Regions from separate parts of the Homo sapiens genome. Here region 1 is linked to region 2. Evidence: read pairs that join two places in POLR2A ChIA-PET (ENCODE). Cell type or tissue: Caco-2. All regions are shown on one strand. Each heading gives the region's core, and the rest is flanking DNA. Links, peaks and the distances in the headings are about the cores only.

Region 1 (8,000 bases), core at 1-8,000, 220 kb before region 2:
CTGTGGCTAATGGAAAGTAATTTGTTTAAGGGTTGATGATAGAGATAGTATTCCAAGCGGGGCTGGATTTAATTCTAATGATCTTTTCTTGTTATTCTGCATTGCCTTGCTTTTATTTTAAATCAGAATTGTTTTTTTATTACCCAGAATTGCCTGTTTTCTGAGCTGCAGTATATTTTAGAGTCGGCCAGACCTAGTTATGAATCCCAAGTCTCCTGGGATTCATAACCACTTAGTAGCTATTTAACTTGTGTAAAACTGTCCATACCTCAGCTTTACCAACTGTAAAAAGGAGATATAAACTCCAAAATTTAAGGGTCTCTGTAATGATTGAGTGAATACACACACACACACACACACACACACACACACACACGCGTATGGCATGATACAATGCAAACATATTTATTACATAGGAAATGCTAGTAACCTTTCCCTCATTTCCCCTTCTGTTGAGAACTGACCGTTCTTATTTTCTGGGTTTGCAGAAAATTTAGTAGTTTTCTATAGTTCTTGCATTAGGTCAAAGAACTAAGTCCTTGCATATTTAGTCACATCAGGGTAGTCACCTTAGGCAGAGGTGTGAATGAGAAGGACTTTCTCAGTCACAAAGACCAAAGATTATGAAACTAACACTACTATATGTGGACACGACAGGAATGGAATGATAGGAACATTTGGCAGTGCGAAATGCCCTCTATTTTGTGTTTTCCTAAAGATCATCATATGACATTAACTCTCAGAGGACAGATTAATCCTTCAACTGGAAATGTGGGAAAGAAGAATTTCTTTCATTGAAAGCATTTCTTTCCTTCTTTCTTTCTCACCTTCATTCCATATCCCTGTCTTCCATCTTTCTTGAAAAATTCGACATCAATCTCGTATTTCACTTGCCATCATCCACTGTGACAATGAAATGCATGGCCCATTTAGGTAGGGTTCTTCTCAACGGTAAGATATTCAAAGTCAGAAATACCCTGTATAAGGTGCCACTGTGAGATAGCTCCACACCCTTAGAGCTTAGTGCTTTTTCATTTTAGATGCTTAGATTACTACTGGCTCATAGCACAGCCATTTATTTCAATATATTATTTAAGTCTGTCATCCTCCGTGAAGTCTGTTCTGACTTCACCTCCCTACACTATACTCTCCTGTCTCTAAATTTGCACAGTATTTATTTCCTATTGCATCACCCTAGTCCCATTTCTGCATTTAATCAATGGACATTTATTAAGAGGCTGTTTTATGCAGAACTTACTATTAAGTTTGTTGTAGATACAGAGGTATTATAAATTGGGGATATTCTTATCCCCAAGGAGTTTTCAACCTGGTGATGTTTAGGTCACCAACTATCCATTGAGACTTTCTTTGTAGGCTTTTAAAAAATCCTGCAGAAAGGATTGTGTGGCTGTTAGCTCAGTGATTTTTGGACTTAGATCATGAAGGACAGGATAATGATTTGTAAATAGATATTATGGGAGTTGTAAGCAAATGCTGGAAGAAACATACCTCCATCACCACATCCCATAGAGATAAAATTCTACTGCTTCTACAGATCTTCTGGTTAAAATTCTGTGGAAATTGACATGAAAAATTATAATGACCTAGAAAAGGACTTGCTCTTATGACATCATCATGACTAGTTTATTTTGTTTTATTATCAAGGGGTTATATTTTGCAGTAAGCTTCTGAAGCACATGTACAGTAATCTTAAAATACTCATTTGAAAGATCAGAGTTTAGGTTCTCTGAGATCATTCTTTCAGAGGATAAGCCCCAGATTTCTTACGATGTGATTTTTACCTGCACAATCAGTAACTATTCTAAAAAGTAGAGAGATATAGTTCAATGAGCCATTTATTCACTTACCCACTCTTTTGTATATTTATCCATTTATTTATCCAATCATGCATGCATTCATTCAAAATGTTACTAAGTGTTTACTGCATGTTACTTTTCCTAAGAGTTAGGAACAGAGACAACTTTTTACCTTCAGAGCAAGACTATTCCTGAAAAACCTTATATTGTTAAGAACTTTTATAGTTATCATTTTATTCTTGCCAGAAAGAAAAACATTTCTCAGCCTAATGGTGCAATAAGTTTAATTTGAATGTTACTAGCCAGACTCCTGGAATTCACTTTCTGCCATGTCTGCACTATTCTAGGAGAAGTGAATATGATATGGGTGATGATAACGGAGAGGCTTCAGAAAAGTGAATGAAGGAATACATACATAATAATTATTCCCAGAATAATTCACCCTGTCAGGTCATTTTTAAATTTGGCTTCATCTTGTTAGCGAACATCATTGTCTTCTTCATTATTTCATACATCATCGTCATAACTATCACCACCACCACCATCCATCAACGTTTAGCACCGTTAAGACCCATAATACTCCAGCAATGCGCTAAGAACTACGAGAAGCAATCTTTTACTGAAAAGATTGGCCCACTCTCTTCAGGTGGTTGGCACCTAATTTTATCTGAATAATGAAGTGATAGTACATAAACACATATTTCCCAGAGTTTTGAAATTTCTTGAGAAACTCTTTACTTTGGTATATGACGAGAAAAGAGTTAATGGAGACAACATATGTTATTCAGGCGATAGATACCCTAAAAGCCCTAACTTGACCACTACACAATCTGTGCATGTATCAAAACTGCATATGTACCCCTTAAACTTGCACAAACAATAATAAAAAAATTAGGTGATTTGTATTATAAAATATATTCTCAGAACATTTGACCTTCTCAGGCTTTCTTATTCTTTTTGGCATAGGTGGAAGGCTGGGTAACCAACCAGCGTTCCCCCTTTGGGCTTAAGATTAAGAGGCAGCATCAATATAATTTATCAGAGTTCTGAACCCACAAAATGCTTAGGACTCAGCAAGACTCTGTGGGATGGGGGCATTTTACAGGGGAGATATGACCTCCTTTTTAAAAAGTTTGGAGTCTGGGTCAGGTTTGAATCATAAGCATAAAAATACAGTATTTCTTAGAATCCTCAAATCCCTAGGGAAACTATTTCTCTCCAGCTTTGCTAAAGAAAGAACTGTTCTTTGTCTAAAAGTCTCCTCCATATCAAGCCTCTGTCATGGACTATTTTTTCCCCGCTGTATCAGAGGAAGTATCTTACTGAATAGATCTGCTTTGCTCCTGTTTGCTGAGACTTATTAAAAGAGCTGACTGCAAACAGATTTTTACTGCCTCAGTGTGGACTTACATCAGGTAGCACCCAATAAGACTTGACAAGCTGACATCTCCAATCCATCAGGAGTGGTGGGTGGGGGAGGGAGGACAGGAAGGAGAGAATCTTATGCCCTCCCACTTCCTGAGAGACAGACTTTGGTTGAGTGATGTAGGGTACATTTTTAGAAATCTATTTAATTTCTGAATTGGAGTTTTAGGGATTTTGCTTTTAGAATACAGGGCTAGAAACAATACTCATCTTGTCTATGCTAAACAGAAACTGAAAATTACACACCCTTAAGGTCACAAAGGAGCAAAGTCCTTAGGAGTAAGAAAAAAAAATCTTTACAAAACACTGGTAACAGAGCATCTTAAACACTCTGCATTGTTCTCCAGCCAGGCAGACTAAAAGCTCTAAGTGGTTGGTAATAATGGCAAGCTTTTGTTCAGAAGAAGGAAACATCTTGTAGACACAGATTTCTAAATATGCAAGCTTTATTGTCTCAACTTTTGCCCCACTCTCTACGTACTTTTCTTAAGCATTAGTGACCCTGATAGCAAGAAAAAAAACAGGCAAAAATAACAACCAGATTCTGAGTTGTTCCCTTGTAGAATTTTTGTTCACATGTGGAATGACGTATTGGTTCATGTGACTTCTTGTTCTATTAAGAACGTCTTACCAACACTGATGGCTCATCGCTAGGGAAGTATTTCATGGCTGCTCTTTTATGGGATGAATATAGGTACTGATTTCTGCTTAAATAATTTTCAGAATAATTAGATTCTGTGATTCATTTGAAAAGAAGTTGGTGCCTCTTTAGAGGGAGTCATACTGCCTGTCTTCGTAAGATGGGGACCTCTTGAATATGGGAGGCTTAAGCCACTAAGGTCAGTGTTCTTTCATGATCACTTGCTAAAATTATTAGGGCTAATAGGAATGGAGATTTGGTGGAATGACATCATCAGTGTCTGCTAATTATGTCTGCTAGGAGCATAAAAGGAGAGCATCAAGTGGACCAAGAGTAGGGGAAAAAAGTCATGTTGTTAACTTAAAATGGTTTCAACCAAGGATGTTAAAAGAAATACCTAACGTTTCTTAAATGTACTGTAAATGTTTCATGTCTTGTTGATTGTGTATTACACTCTTTAAAATTACTTCTATCCTGCCTATATTTTAATTCTTTGGTATCTCATCTTATGCTTGGTGGTAAGCATATTGAAGGAGGGACTAAATGCTATCTATCTTGGATTTCTTGCATCACTTAGCACCTTGCGTTGTATATAGTTATGCTCGGTAATATTTATTGAAGTGAACTAAATTGAGATCAAGAAACATTTTCACTGTCACATATTCTGAATATAAATTAACACCAAGAGAAGCTATCTCCAAGAACTGTTTGAAGATGTGGGGGTACCTAGAAACTTGGGAGAGAGATATTGACCATATTAACTTAGGGTTTAAAATTTTGAAATTAGAAAACATACGCCCTATACTTTATAGCAATGTATTTCAAAAGTTGATAGAAAAGATTGGCTTTCCCTGATAGTCAGAGACTTTATAATATTCTCCAAAGATAAAATTCTAATGGAAACAAAGCACACTAGGTGTTTCAACATTTATCTTAGGTGCCTATTCAGTGAGCTTTCACAAATGCCTTCATGGGTGTAACCCACACCTCTATCAGTATATGGAACATTTTTATCACTAGTTGTGTCTCATGCCCCTTCCCAGTCAATACTTGTCCTCTCCCCACTCCCAATACACATCTATACACAAAGGCGACCACTGTTTTGATTTATTTCACCATAGATTAATTTTGCTTTTTTCTTTCATTAATAATATATTTTATTTTATTTTTATTTGTTTTTTATTATACTTTAAGTTTTAGGGTACATGTGCACAACGTGCAGGTTTGTTACATATGTATACATGTGCCATGTTGGTGTGCCGCACTCATTAACTCATCATTTAACATTAGGTATATCTCCTAATGCTATCCCTCCCCCTTCCCCCCACCCTACAACAGGCCCCGGTGTTTGATGTTCCCCTTCCTGTGTCCATGTGTTCTCATTGTTCAATTCCCACCTATGAGTGAGAATATGTGGTGTTTGGTTTTTCCGTCCTTGTGATAGTTTGCTGAGAATGATGGTTTCTGGCTTCATCCATGTCCCTACAAAGGACATGAACTCATCATTTTTTATGGCTGCATAGTATGCCATGGTATATATGTGCCCCATTTTCTTAATCCAGTCTATCACTGTTGGACATTTGGGTTGGTTCCAAGTCTTTGCTATTGTGAATAGTGCCGCAGTAAACATACATGTGCATGTGTCTTTATAGCAGCATGATTTATAATCTTTTGGGTATATACCCAGTAATGGGATTGCTGGGTCAAATGGTATTTCTAGTTCTAGATCCCTGAGGAATCGCCACACTGACTTCCACAATGGTTGAACTAGTTTACAGTTCCACCAACAGTGTAAAAGTGTTCCAATTTTCCACATCCTCTCCAGCACCTGTCGTTTCCTGACTTTTTAATGATTGCCATTCTAACTGGTGTGAGATGGTATCTCATTGTGGTTTTGATTTGCATTTCTCTGATGGCCAGTGATGATGAGCATTTTTTCATGTGTCTTTTGGCTGCATAAATGTCTTCTTTTGAGAAGTGTCTGTTCATATCCTTTGCCCACTTTTTGATGGGGTTGTTTGTTTTTTTCTTATAAATTTGTTGGAGTTCATTGTAGATTCTGGATATTAGCCCTTTGTCAGATGAGTAGATTGCAAAAATTTTCTCCCATTCTGTAGGTTGCCTGTTCACTCTGATGGTAGTTTCTTTTGCTGTGCAGAAGCTCTTTAGTTTGATTAGATCCCATTGCTCAATTTTGGCTTTTGTTGCCATTGCTTTTGGTGTTTTAGACATGAAGTACTTGCCCATGCCTATGTCCTGAATGGTATTGCCTAGGTTTTCTTCTAGGGTTTTTATGGTTTTAGGTCTAACATGTAAGTCTTTAATCCATCTTGAATTAATTTTTGTATAAGGTATAAGGAAGGGATCCAGTTTCAGCTTTCTACATATGGCTAGCCAGTTTTCCCAGCACCATTTATTAAATAGGGAATCGTTTCTCCATTTCTTGTTTTTGTCAGGTTTGTCAAAGATCAGATGGTTGTAGATATGTAGCCCTATTTCTGAGGGCTCTGTTCTGTTCCATTGGTCTATATCTCTGTTTTGGTACCAGTACCATGCTGTTTTGGTTACTGTGGCCTTGTAGTATAGTTTGAAGTCAGGTAGCATGATGCCTCCAGCTTTGTTCTTTTGGCTTAGGATTGACTTGGCAATGAGGGCTCTTTTTTGGTTGCATATGAACTTTAAAGTAGTTTTTTTCCAATTCTGTGAAGAAAGTCATTGGTAGCTTGATGGGGATGGCATTGAATCTATAAATTACCTTGGGCAATATGGCCATTTTCACAGTATTGATTCTTCCTACCCATGAGCATGGAATGTTCTTCCATTTGTTTGTATCCTCTTTTATTTCATTGAGCAGTGGTTTGTAGTTCTTGAAGAGGTCCTTCACGTCCCTTGTAAGTTGGATTCCTAGGTATTTTATTCTCTTTGAAGCAATTGCAAATGGGAGTTCACTCATGATTTGGCTGTCTGTTTGTCTGTTATTGGTGTGTAAGAATGCTTGTGATTTTTGCACATTGATTTTGTATCCTGAGACTTTGCTGAAGTTGCCTATCAGCTTCAGGAGATTTTGGGCTGAGACGATGGGGTTTTCTAGACATACAATCGTGTCATCTGCAAACAGGGACAATTTGACTTCCTCTTTTCCTAATTGAATACCCTTTATTTCCTTCTCCTGCCTAATTGCCCTGGCCAGAACTTCCAACACTATGTTGAATAGGAGCGGTGAGAGAGGGTATCCCTGTCTTGTACCAGTTTTCAAAGGGAATGCTTCCAGTTTTTGCCCATTCAGTAAGATATTGGCTGTGGGTTTGTCATAGATAGCTCTTATTATTTTGAGATACATCCCATCAATACCTAGAACTTCATATAAATTCAGTCATAAAATATATCTTACTGTATGTCTGGCTTCCTTTGCTCAATATAATGTTTTGAGATTCACTCATGTTGTTGCATTTATCAACAGTATGCTCCTTTTTAAAGCTGAGTAATATACCATTTTATGAATATAACAGAATTTATTGTTTTCTGTTGATGAACATTTGGGCTGTTTCTAGTTTTTGGCTGTTGTGAATAAAAATGCTCTGAACATTTTTGTTTATATGCTTTTGTGGACATATGTTTTTATTTCTCTTGGGTATATACCCAGGAGCTGAATAATTGGTTATAGGATAGGTACATGTTTAACCTTATCAGATATGGCCAACCATTTTTCAGAGCGGTAGTATCATTTTACTTTCTCACCAGAAATATATGAATGTTTGTCAACAGTGGGAATGTAATATAGGAAATCAGACAGCTGGAAGAATGAAAAGGGAATGCTGAGAAATAATACCTGCCGGGACTTCGTTTTAGAGCTGGGGTTGTGGTTATTAGAATTTAGAAGCTCAGAGGTAGTGACCCGTGGATCTGGTGCAGTACTTAGAGCCTCAAGGAGAAGGTACTGCTCAGCTATACTTGTTACCTGTAAGTTAACTGACTCTTTCCTCTATTACTAACATTTTGGTCACTGAGTTCCATCCAGCAAGTATTTTTTATATTAACCATTATATTGTTTCATTTCTAAAATTTCTGTTTGGTTCTTCTTTCTATCTTCTGTGTCTTTGCTGACGCTTTCGATTTTA
Region 2 (13,491 bases), core at 3,025-11,024:
GGAAGCACTGAAAGATACAGAGATGCCACTCATCCCTCTCAGTTCTGCTTCCCCCCATGGACCTTACCAGGGACTCTGTATGTATAGCACAGCATGCAGTTTACCTGTTTGTGTGTGATATGCCTCCCCCAACCATAGTGAAAACTCCACAAGGGCAAGTTTTTTGGTCCATATTATGTCGGCACCTGGCACACAGCAACACTCAATAAATATCTTTGGAATGTATTAATAAAGGAGGCCTGTAATTGTGAGACATGACAAATCATCTTTTTGAGCAAAACGTAAGTAAGGATTGCATACTATTTTATTTCTTTACAAATTCACTAGTATCTGGTGTTGAGGGCAAAAAGGTGTTTAAAAAGAGAAATCCAGCAATCCAGGAAAAAAAAAAAAAACCAGAGAGCCAGAAATCCAGATTATAACTTCGTTTCTCAGTGCCCAAAGTAACTAAATTCAGCCTTTACTCTGAAACTTGAAGAGTCATTTTGCTTCACAGAGCACCACTTCTAGAAGCATGAGGCATTTGATATCACTGTCTCTGCTTCCAAGGATTTATAACTGAGAATTTCCTATGTTAAACCATATAGATAAGCTTGATCAACAGCATCACTGGAATCCAATGATCCGTAGTTCATTGGTTCTAGACACACTTTTTTTTCATATTTTACAACATCTAAAACCAGATTGTTTCTTACCAACATGGTATATTAGAACCTCAGGAGGCTGGCAGGCCTGGTGACATTGTTATCATTCTTTGTTTTGTGCAAAGTTCCTGTCAGCTATTTGTGTCATTGCTACTTCAGCTGTTTATTTGTTACTCTTTGTGCTACACTATTAAGTCTAAATGCTCTTTAAAATATCTTCACAAAGAGTACATTGTGATTTAGCTTTGAAACATAGAGGTATTGTGCATACCCAGAAAGGTACAAAAACAGTGAGGCAGAAAATTGGTAATACTGAAGTAAATGTTTGATATTGAAGGAGTAACCAGTTTTTAAAATTTTCTTATAATGCAACAACCAAGCACCTTACAAAACATAGGAAGGATGATGCCTAATAGTAGATGAAGCTTTGTTATGTCCATTCAGTGATAAATGTGCAAAAAAGACACAATAAACAAGAAAGCACCATCTTCAAAATTTGCAGAAGGATTTCAACGGTGTAGGATAAAATCCCAAAAGAAAAGTGTTCGAGAAATTCTGCATCCCAGGGCTCCTGATGGTGCAGAAGCTGAGACTGTGTGCAAAAACACAGATGTTGATAACTCTGAGTTGAAAACAATTCAAAAAGATCAAATTATTGATTTGTAGCAGTTTTAGGAACTCCTTAACCAATTTATTTGGCTTACATTTTCTTTTTAATTTATGCAGATGAGTAATAAAGGGCAGTTATGTTTGAATAAGCTAAAAGACCTCCTTTAAAAGTCTTTTAAAAATTCAATATGATAATACATTAAGTCATAATTTAATTGGCAGCATCTTTTGTGGTCCATGGAATACGATATATGTCTTAAAATTTATAGTATGCTAGATTTGATGCAATATGGTACATATTTTGTACTCTTATCACACCTATTTTGTCTCACTTATTTCTTCAATAAAGTGTTTAGATTCTTAAGCAATATCCACAGTCATTGCTCATGCATTTATATTTCACAAACACAATTAATAGCCTCAGAAATTAGCATAGAGCTGTGGTCAACTGCCTCAATACTAATTTTGGAAATTTCTATGGCTGTGAAATTGGCTTGTATGTGGAGTTCATGATGAAATCCTAGGATTTTTAACTCTTGAGTAAATAAAACATAATATTTTAATGGTAAAAAACACCCCCCCCAAAAAAAAAAAATTACACATCTTGGCTACAAGAGAGAATTGCTGCACGTTTCAAACATCAAAGGAACAGCTCCAGTATAAATAGCTCCAGTTTGCAGCATATAAGCACTGAATTCCCAGCTACTTAACAGAATCTACCAAATTTCTTCCTCCAAAAACCAGCATTTACTAGAAAACATGTCCAATGTCAGCTAGGATAATCCCATTTGATTCATCACTATGTACTTTACCTGGCACAGTGCCTGGCACTTAACAGGCAGCCAATAGTATTTTTTAATAAATGAAGGAAAATCTCCCCTGCCCAAGCAACAGGGGATTGTACACTAATCCTCAGTTCTTAGACAGTGTGGGATAGTAAAAAGAGCACGGATTTTGGAAGAAGACAGATTTGCTTTCTGGCCACTGGTTGACAGTAATAGAGCGTACTCACTGAGTTGGTGGGAAGAGTAATAGATGTAATACCTATAGATGACTGAGTATGAGGGATGGGTATACAGAATATGCTAACAAATTATAATTATTACTATTATAAAATGTGACAAGTACTCTTCCAGAAAAACAATCTAGGCAAAATGTACTTATTGCCACAGACTAAGACCAGACTCATCCACCAGAGAGGATGGTGGTCTTTACATATACTTAGGCATGGTTTGGTTCTCATGGCTCAGGGACTGGGAAGAGGGAGCTTGTAGGGCTCAAAGTCAAGGCAGCTAGAAAAAGACAGTCACATACTTAGTGGTATAACTAAAGATATAGATAATTCTGAAGACTTATGCTGGCCAATATGGTAAGTCTCTAGCAATTTGTGCCTAATGAAATTAAAATTTTATATTCAGTTCCTCAGCCAAACTAGCCATATTTCTAGTGCTAGTGACCACATGCAGCTAGTGACCATCATACTGGGCAGTGCAGCTATAGAACATTTTCATCATTGCAGACTTTCTATTGGGCAGCATTGCTTCAGACAATAGTCTCTAAAAAGGCTTGTTACCCATGGAAATTGTTACAGAGCATTCATAAAAAATGTTTGTAGAATTTCCTGATTCCATCATCTCTGGGGAAGTAGTTCTAGCCTCTAAGTAACACTATTTGGCAGTAAGAGGCAGCGCAATGTGGTGAAAAGAGCACTACTGGGGACAGAAAATCCGGGTTTTAGTTCTGGCTCTAACTTGAACAATAACCTGGGCAATTTGCATATGCCCAAGTCACTCTATTTCTTCCTTCCTCAGTTCCCTCATCTTTAAGTGCATGAATTGAGCTAGATATATCTAAGTCACTGCCAGCTCTTATGCTTGGTAATTTCAATACACAACTGCTGGCTCCATGCTATCTGTCATTTTGCAGCTCCGCCTGCACAGCTCCGACACTGTAAAGGAAGACAGTCATGGCAAAGTATCAACAACCTGGATTGGAAAAATCAATATTGTTAAAATATTTATACTACCTAAAGCAGTTTACAGATTCAATGCAATCCCCATCAAAATACCAATGACATTCTTCACTGAAATAGAAAAAGTAATCCTAAAATTTACATGGAACCACAAAAGACTCAAAATAGCCAAAGCTATCTTAAGCAAGAAGAACAAAACTGGAGGAATCACATTACCTGACTTCAAATTATGCTACAGAGCTATAGTAACCAAAACAGCATTGTACTAGCATAAAAACAGACACATAGACCAATGGAACAGAATAGAGAACCCAGAAACAAATCCACACACCTACAGTGAACTCATTGAACTCATTTTTGACAAAGGTGCCAAGAACATACACTGGGGAAAAAACAATCTCTTCAATAAATGATGCTGGAAAAACTGGAAATCCATATGCAAAAAAGTGAAACTAGACCCCTATCTCTTGCCATATATAAAAATCAAGTTAAAATGGATTAAAGACTTAAATCTAAGACCTCAAACTATGAAACTACTGCAAGAAAATGTTGGGGAAAATCTCCAGGACATGGTCTGGGCAAAGACTTCTTGAGCAATTCCCCACAAGCACAGGCAACCAAAGCAAACATGGACAAATGGGATCACATCATGTTAAAAAGCTTCTGCACAGAGAAGAATACAATCAAGAAAGTGAAGAGACAACCCACAGAATGGGACAAAATATTTGCAAACTACCCTTCTGACAAGGGATTAATGAGCAGAATATATAAGGAGCTCAAACAACTATACAGGAAAAAATCTGATAATCTGACCAAAAAATGGGCAAAAGATTTGACTAGACATTTCTCAAAAGAAGACATACAAATGGCAAACAAGCATGTGAAAAGATGCTCAATATCATTTACCATCAGAGAAATACAAATCAAAACTACGATGAGATATCATCTCATCCCAGTTAAAATGGCTTACATCCAAAATGACAGTGAGAATATAGAGAAAAGGGAACCTTTGTATACCGTTGGTGGAAATGTAAGCTAGTACAATCACTATGGAGAACAGTTTGGAGGTTCCTCAAAAAACTAAAAGTAGAGTTACCATGTGATCTAGCAATCCCACTGCTGAGTACCCAGTTTGTTGTGTACCTGTTTGTTGTAGCACTGTTTACAATAGCTAAGATTTAGAAGCAACCTAAGTGTCCATCAACAGATGAATGGATAAAGAAAATGTGGTACATATACACAGTGGAGTACTATTTAGCCATAAAAAAGAATGAGATCTAGTCATTTGCAACAACATGGATGGAACTAGAAATCCTTATGTTAAGTAAAATAAGCCAAGCACAGAAAGACAGACATTACATGTTCTCACATATTTGTGGGATCTAAAAATCAAATAAATTGAACTCATGAACATAGAAAGTAGAAGGATGGTTTCCAGAGTCTGGAAAGGGTAGTGGAGGGATTGGGGCAAAGAGAGAGTTGGGGATGGTTAATGGGCACAAAAAAAAATACAAAGAATGAATAAGACCTACTATTTGATTGCACAATAGGGTGACTATAGTCAATAACAACTTAATTGTATATTTAAAAATAACTTAGAAAATGTAATTGGATTGTTTATAACTCAAACAATAAATGCTTGAGGGTATGAATGCTTCATTCTTCATGACGTGCTTATTTCACATAGTGTGCCTGTATTAAAACATCTCATGTACCCCATAAATATATATATTTATGTACCCACAAAAGTTTCTTTTAAATTTTTTTTTAAAGTATCAACAGCAAGCAGTGACTTTGTTCTATCATGATGTACTCTAGCAAGCTCAGAAATCTCTACCATCAACCCCTCCTGGGTGATCCCATGTATTTTTCACCTATCTCCCTTGGTTCTTACTTCACTGCACTTAATTATCACTCTGTAGATTATGAGTTTAAGGTGGACACCTGGTTTTTCTAACTCAAAATGTTTGTGGATGTCTAAATAAAGATGGATCAATTCTTGACCTGCTTGTGTGCCTTCATGAATAAAGTATCCTGTAATGGATCCCAGAACTTAACTTGCTTAATGTAGGTAGAAGATCTGGAATCCAGGATCAAGTTAAGCTGACTTTGAAACACATCTTCTCTTCACTCTTCCAGATTGCTTTGTTGAAATTCCTGTGCTATTGTGATGTCAATTATCTGTTTTCTTTCTGGTTGCTGATTCTAAGAACTTTAGGCCTGACATTTTGTCTGGTCTTTCTTTTTCTTTAAATTCCTTAGATGCGTTGCTTGCTGAACTCAGACTGTCACGTTCTACATTCATATTCCAGATGTCTTTTAAACCCCAAGTCCAACCTAATCCCCAAAATGACTACTGAGGCCAAACCATTTAAAATCTGTGGCTTTAGTAAGAATATAATCGTTGTTCCCATGTGCCTTGGTATATATGCATTTCTCCTTCTTCCTGCCATTTCCAAAGTTTATAGTCAGAGTCAAAGGCCTTCTGCTTACAAAAGAAATGTGTCTACTCTTTTCCCCTGAGAGATGAGAGAATGGGCAGCTCTAAGAAATGAAAAGAAAATTTAAGGGCATATATGGCAGGAGAAGGGCTCTGACCCACTACTGCTTCATTCTCTATGACTTTCCCATTTCTGGGATCCTTTTTAGGCATTTGAGTTTGTGTAACGTGTCTGCTTTCAGCACGCCAGAAATCCAGGTGCATCTTAATACTCTACTGCTTACATACCTCTCATGGTGTGTGGGACAAATTTCCTAAATTCTTTCCTAAAATCAGGAGCAACAGAGTCTGGCTACTTTAAAAGAAATTCTTAGGGGAAAAGAATTATAAACAGAAAATGGTACTTTTTGAATTAATATAAATTTGTTATATTTCTATACTTGTGAGAAATGGTTCTTTGTTTCAGCTAACATCTAAATACACATGAGCTGCACTGGCATAGCCTCAGGGCGCCTCAGTTTCATGAGGTTTGTTTGGGCCAGATGGTAAAAATAATCAAACCCAAGGCGATTCAGATTGGCACAGCTTCCATACCAGGTGGGCCCCTCATGCTTCTCTGACTGTCTGCACCATCTCAGCAACGTGCTACCTTTTTACTCCACCACTGGTCTGCCTTCCGTATTCAATCAATAGCCACAAAGATTCCATCCTAACAGCACTAACCTCACAATGTCTTCCTCACACCTTTTCCCATCTACAGCTCTCTAGTCATGCTTGTGATGTGATCTCCCTGTGCCATTAGACTGAAGAATTTTCCCAGTTGATCATTTAAGCTGTTGTCCTTCAGCATCACTGATTATTTTAAGCCAGCCTTTCTCTTTTAGTCTCTTCTCTCCCCATTTTCCTGTCTCTTCCCTCTAAAAGTTCTATCAGTGCCCAGTGCTTCAATGCCCAGCGCTATCTTTCCTTGTAAAGCTTTCTTCAGTACTGAAGGTCACTCTGAAACTAAAGTTTCATTCCTGCTTCAAAGACCCTTTGGGAATCTTTAAATATGTTTCTTTTTTATTGAATAAGAGTTTCCTCTAGTTTTTATTTTCAGAGTAGAGAAGCCTAAACTACCATGTGCATAGAGTCTAATCAGACCTTCCTAGGAACCAGGATTTCTTTGATGCCTTATCCAGGGGTGCTCTTGCAGAATATCCCACCAAAGGAGGAAGTTCACTAGGAAAATCCCTGTTCACTCTACAGGTGGCATTTCTCATCATTTACTGAACTATGATCATTTGGGATTTAAAACAGAACTTCATGGCCCTCCCCTGAGGATTAATATTTAACTTATAAAGTATTTACTGAGCAACTATACACCTTGGTACTGTAAAGAACTACAAGAATAACTAATACTGCTATTTGCCTTAAGAGGGTTTATTGTCTAATCGGAGAGGTAAAACATATACAGAAATAACTGCATTATGCAATAGAAAGTAGTAAGTACTATAAATGAGACACAATTTGCTAAGGGACCCCAGAAGAGTGGGAGTGCCTGTCCACTTGTAGGAGTCAGGAAAGTTTGACCATTTGAACCTGTGCTTTAAAGTGGCTAGATTTCAACATGATGTAATCAGGGCAAAGACACTCCATACAAATGTAACATCCCAAGTCAAGACATGATCATCTGAGGGTCACTGTGAGCCTTTACACTGGGCCGGAACATACGTGTAGTGAGAAAGTGGGAAGAGGACATTGAGGGCAGAGCTCAGAGTTTCTTGAAATTCAGACATTTGGGTTTTCTGTTTCTGGGTAATGATGAACAGCTGATGGCTTTTGATTAGGGGATAATCTGGCCTGTGATTTAAGATTACCCTGGCAAGAGTATATAAAGAGAATTAGAGGAGGAAGAGACTGTGTGTATTGGTCAAATTGAACCAAATAACAAAACAAACGAAACTCAAATCTCAGGGACTTAAACAAGCATAGTTTACTTCTCACCCCCATACACATCCATCCACATCATATTGGCAGGTACATCATTGGCACAGGCTCCACCATAGGAGAAAGAGGTCTGGAGACACAGTTCACTTCTGCTCATGTGCCATTGGCCAGAGCAAGGTGTGTCCATGCCTTGCCTTACTTCAAGGAGGCCAGAAGTACAGGGAAGCATGATTCTGCTGAATGGTATTAATGTTTCCCACTCTCAGGGAGAAGGAGGTAAGTCAGGAGCCTGATACCACTGTCCAAGATGGAAGTAATGGGAGCCTGGATTAGAATGGTGACAGACGGGGGTGGGTGGAAAAAGGAAGGAAAGAAAATAACTGAGAAGGTCAATGGGATTTGCAAGCATAGAGCCAAGAGGGAAAATCACTGGAGCTAGTGGTGAGTTTTTCAATGTGTTGGTTACAGGTTCTAGACAAAGAATAAGAAAGTGTGAAAACTGCCCTAGGAGCCTCTGTATTTCTCACCAAAGAGAATAGGAACCTTTTTTTTTTTTTTTTTATCAGAAAAGTGTTTATTTTATGTATTCACCAAAGGCCAATGAAGCTTTCAACAATTTCACTCAGGAGCAAAACAATTTAATTTTGGGGTACCAAAGGTCATAATCAAACATAAGTTTACAATGGGAAAGAATAATACTTTGCCCAGAAATACAGATACTACTCAACTTACACTGGGGTCACATCCTGATAAACCCATCATAAGTTGGAAATACTGTTAAGTTAAAAATGCATTCAATACACCTAACCTACCAAACGTAACTTAGCCTAGCCTACCTTAAATGTGCCCAGAACACTTACATTAGCCTGCAGATGTGCAAAATCATTCAACACAAAGCCTATTTTATAATAAAGTGTTGAATATCTCATGTAATTTATTGAATACTCTACTGAAAGTATAAAAACAATGTTTGCATGGGTACTCACCATTAATGTCCACAGCCAAAAGTACATGGGGCCTGGAGAAGCATTGAACTAAAGTTAATTGCTGATTGATGGGGATGCTGCAGAAATAGGGTCATCAATTTCTCTGTCTTCTGATGAGGCTCAAGAATAGAAGGCAATGAGGCATTGACACTTATTGATGGTTTAGTAGGCATAGCGTTTTTTGGGAAGATATGGAGTATAGGCTGTTTACCCTAGTGATCGCCTGGCTGACTGGGAGCTGCAGTTCACTGCCACTGCCCCTGCCCCTGCCCAGCATAGCAAGAGAATATTGAACCACATATTGCTAGCCCAGGAGAAGATCAAAACTCAAAATCCAAAGTACACTTTCTACTGAATGCATGTTGCTTTTGAACCATAATAAAGTCGAAAAATCATAAGTTGAACCATCATAAGTTAGGGACCATCCGTAGTCCTATACTTTCAGCTCCTGACTGTCTTTACTAACAGAGGGATGTAATAGTTACCAAACAGATTTAATATTCTTAAAATTGTATTTCAATTAATAAAGAGCAGCTGATATTGTAGGGCCAGAATAACCATACTGCCTACCCAGTAATAAAGGGAATTGTAAGGGGCCAACTCAAGAAGTACTGAAAAGTTCACAGGTATATGTATTTTGTTTTTTGGTTTGTTTGTTTGCTTGTTTTTGTTTTTGTTTTTTGAGACAGTGTCTCACTCTATTACCCAGGCTGGAGTGCAGTGACATGATCTCAGCTCACTGCAACCTCCACCTCCTGGGTTTAAGCCTCAGCCTCCCGAGTAGCTAAGACTACAGGTGGACACCACCATGCCCAGCTAATTTTTTGTATTTTTTAGTAGAGACGGGGTTTTGCCATGTTGACCAGGCTGATATCTGTACTTTGGCTTTACATTTCATGCTGAGATTATGCCACTTCTACAACTAATGCTGAGTATCATCCCAGGATAAATGATTAATAGATTTTGGTATGTTGGGGTTTTTTAATACCTCTCCTAAATTGAATATGAATTTGGATGGGGTTCAAGATATGCTTAAAGTAAACAACAAAAACAATGAAAAGTTGTCATAACCTATTTGGATAAGATAGCATCATCTAGGCAATATTTTCCATGAGAACTCCCATAACCTCCTAGTGAGCAGTCAAGTATGAATACCATTATGAGATTGATCCCTTTTCCTTTTGTTTCCCTGGGATTTCTGAACTAAATCCAAATTTCCAGGCTATATGTCTTAGTTTGTTCAGGCTGCTATAACACAGAGACCAAAAATTGGGTGGTTTATGAACAGCAAATATGTATTTCTCACAGTTCAGAAGACTGGAAAGTCCAAGATCAAGACACTGGCAGATCTGGTGTCTGGAGAGGGCCCATTTATTGTGACCTCACATGGTGGAAGGAACTAGCTATCTCTCTGCTACCTCTCTACTGTCTCTTCCATAAAGGTACTAATCCTACTCATAGGGGCTCTGCTCTTGTGACCTGCTCATCTCCAAAAGTCCCCACCTCTTAGTACTATCACCTTGGGGATTAGGTTTCAGCATATGAATTTTGGGGGAACACAAACAGATCACAGCATTACACAAAAGTGGATGCGGTCAATGATGCTATTTTCTGGGAAAAAACTTCACTGCATGTGTTACTAGTCACTTTACGTAGAGCTCTCTTCTAACTCACCTGGCTTCAGGTATGACCTTTAGTTCCAGGACGTTCTTCTCTATGGGTCATACCCGGGGGGAATGGAGCCCAAGAAATAAGCTGTGTTCTTAGAAAAATGGAAGCCACCACTCCTGCCACCCACCTTTCCAGACTTAGCAAGTAGGACATTTGCCTCATCGTGTAGCTAAATGGCCTACATCCTCCACCCCCAGCTTATGCCGTGAGGGAGTCTCCTTTAAGTGCTCCTATTCCAAATAGAAGGCCTCCTGGAAAGCTGCCTAGCTACACAATCAGGTTGTGTGTGGGCCGTGGGCCTTGACCTTTTCTATGTCTTCACCTGAACAGAGCTGCCAATAAGAATCAGAGACAAACACTACCTTTAATTGCCCTTTCTCAGGGGCTGCTTTTTCCCTAGTGACAGACACTGCTGAGGCGTTTTTGAGCTGGGTCCAGCAGACCCAGAAAATACGGCAAATGAGAAAGCCAGATTTTCTGGCAGGAAAAAGGTAACCAGCTTTCATGCTCAATGAGGGGCCGATCACAAATGAAGTCCAAGTGCATCGTGCCATAGCTGAGAAAACGCCAAGCTGGTTGGAACCCATGGCCCGCTTTCTAGAACATCAACAAAGATAGAAGTACTGTTAGAGTGCCCTCAGCCTTCGTCATCAAGGCTAACCTAAGCAGAGAGGTCCTCCAACTCAGGCTAAGGTGGGCAGGGACTCAAGGAGTCAACAGGTAAGGGACAAGGACACATTCAAGAAGAGAAAGGCTCATATATACGTTGTCAGCTTATAAATGCACCTGCTATCACCAAGGCAAAACAAGCAGAACAGTCCCTGCTCCAATCACTTTCTGCCTCATCTGCCATTTTGTCACTTCAGAGCCTTTTACAGCCTATCCTTCATGGTCATGTGTATCTTACTGTTATCAACATAGAAATATTGGTTACTAGGGATGAATATTCAGGATAATGTGTCCAGGGTCCAGGACCACTCCAGAAAGACTGGCTGCACATCTGCTAGAGTTGGTGACATGAGAGAAGTAGACTGAAACACATTACCCAACTCGCCAGTTCAAAGTCACTTCACCTCTTTGTGGCAATATTTGCCCATAAGGGCAGTCACTCTTAGTTGCTGAGAGGTCTCTGCAAAATTATTGTGGCCCCACGGAGATATCGGCTAGATGTTTGGGCATTGTTTTGGTGCTCCATGAACCAGCTTGGGGTTGGCAAGTCTGAGAAGTATTTTGAAAATGTGTGTGTATGAGCTGTAGAGGCTGGCAACAGTGCCCAGAAGGTCTATTTCTTTAAATAGCTTCTTCATATTTTAACCCTATTAAGAAAACTTCTCCTTTAAAAATTATTGAATTCAAATCTATCAATTTCTTGCAGCTCCTTATCAATAACTTTAATCCAGTAGTTTTCCTAGTAGTTAAAAGAAGTTTTTATTGGGATTGGCAGGTTTGGCCTAGTAGGACATGGCTAGGCAGATTATCTGAAGATATCCAAAGCCACAAGACAGTACCGAGTACTGGTGTTGGGTTGTCGAGGGGAGAAAAGGAAATTACCAATGTCAGACTTTGCCTGCTTTTCAGTTTCATCTAGTTTAAATTCTGATGCTGCTATGGGATTGTAGCCCCCTATTTTGCTGTTTGTTTATAACCCCTACAAATATTGTTTGGTCTACCAGGAAGAAGTATTATAGCTCTTGCCTCTCAAAAATGCTACCAGAAGCTTTGCAGTATTTTTCTACAAGCTTCATAAAGGGCACTTTGTTATATGAGATATCCATGCCCTAGTGACTAAAGCATGTATCAGTCAAGAATCATAACTTTGGAAATAACCATAACTAAGTGACTGCATTTCTGGTAGGAGCCACTCAGAATATTCCAAGTCTTCTTGTAGAATATTTTGTCTGCTGCCTTCAATGACCCTCTGAAGACTTTTCTTCCCTTGATCATCAGAGATGCCAGACATGCTAAGCCATGTACACTGTAGGGAATCAGGGCATCTCTTAACCTTGGATGGAAGAAAATATTTCTGAGGTACCTGTTTCTTGGGATGGACTTCTCTTATTCTATCCTTGAAACTCTCTGTTAGCAAAGTACCAAAGTTAGGTGCATTGACGTAGGGACTCATCTTTTTCCCATTTTTCAGATGAGGAAACAGAGGAACAAGGAGGTCAAATAACTTGCCTGAGGTCATGCAGCTAGAAGGCTGTCAAGCCAGAATTTGAATTGGGCAGATTAACTCCTGAACGCATGCCCTCAGCTACAGTGTTACCTCCCTCCCACAGTGCCAGGTTTGACTTTGACAGTGTTGAAGCCCATTTTTCCAAGTCATCTAAATGTCCAGAATATTTGCACCAGCACTCTCTGAACAACTTTGCTGAAATTATTTTCTGTTTACTTTCCCTCAGCCCTAGGCCACAATGCCTTCACTTACTACAGCTTCATAATCTATTAAGATGATTGTATCTGGTTTCCTGAAAACCAAATTCTCTACTCACCAGCACAGGCAGGGACACACATTGTGTCCTCCACATTTATGCAAACAAGACACAAGTCAAGCAGTGTATTTTTAAAAGAAAAACTTGAGAGATACCATGAAATAAGTTCAGACAGAACTCCATCCTTACAGCCCCACCACTTATCTCCATCTATGTTAATATGCCACTGAGTCAATGAAAAATTGGAATAACAACCGTAACACATTTTGAAAAGCTAAAAGGAACATTCCAGTAAATGATGGTCTTGTTACCTATATTGCTACTATTATAAAGGACTTATATTTGGCATAGTTTTATAATAAGTAGTTTCAAAATAATCTTTTTCATTTCAAAACTGGCAATCCCTTGTGTGTATGGTAACTATTGATCAGAATATTAAATTATAATAATACATTTAAGTGGTAACACTAACAGAGAATTTTATATAACTTGATAATATCTTTCATAATTGGTGACTATAAGATAGTATTCAGAGTAAAAGTATGTGAATTTTACTGACCAGGGTCAGTGTGAAAGAGAGGTTGAAAGCCAAACTTTTGGCCAGGCACGGTGGCTCACGTCTGTAATCCCAGCACATTGGGAGGCCAAGGTGGGTGGATCATTTGAGGTCAGGAGTTCAAGACCAGCCTGGCCAATATGGTGAAACCCCACCTCTACTAAAAATACAAAAATCAGCCAGGTGTGGTGGTGGGCACCTGTAGTCCCAGCTACTTGGGAGGCTGAGACAGGAGAATTGCTTGAACCCAGG

What was found. Peaks named below come from ENCODE experiments on the same cell type or tissue, not always from the same donor. Only the 100,000 strongest peaks of a DNase experiment are listed, where the experiment ranks them.
Region 1: POLR2A ChIA-PET joins it to region 2 with 13 read pairs; 3 of 35 experiments call an interaction of 5 or more read pairs at or near these places.

Annotation. Positions count from the first base shown.
Region 1 is chr12:13,709,443-13,717,442 of GRCh38, reverse strand. The region is part of intron 4 of GRIN2B (glutamate ionotropic receptor NMDA type subunit 2B); the gene reads left to right. Among named protein-coding and RNA genes, the nearest start is that of GRIN2B, 270 kb to the left of the region's middle. In Caco-2, for the core only: no CTCF peak of the experiment used is centred there; a DNase peak (open chromatin) is centred at 3,262.
Region 2 is chr12:13,484,821-13,498,311 of GRCh38, reverse strand. No RefSeq gene overlaps it. Among named protein-coding and RNA genes, the nearest start is that of LINC01559, 110 kb to the right of the region's middle. In Caco-2, for the core only: no CTCF peak of the experiment used is centred there; no DNase peak of the experiment used is centred there.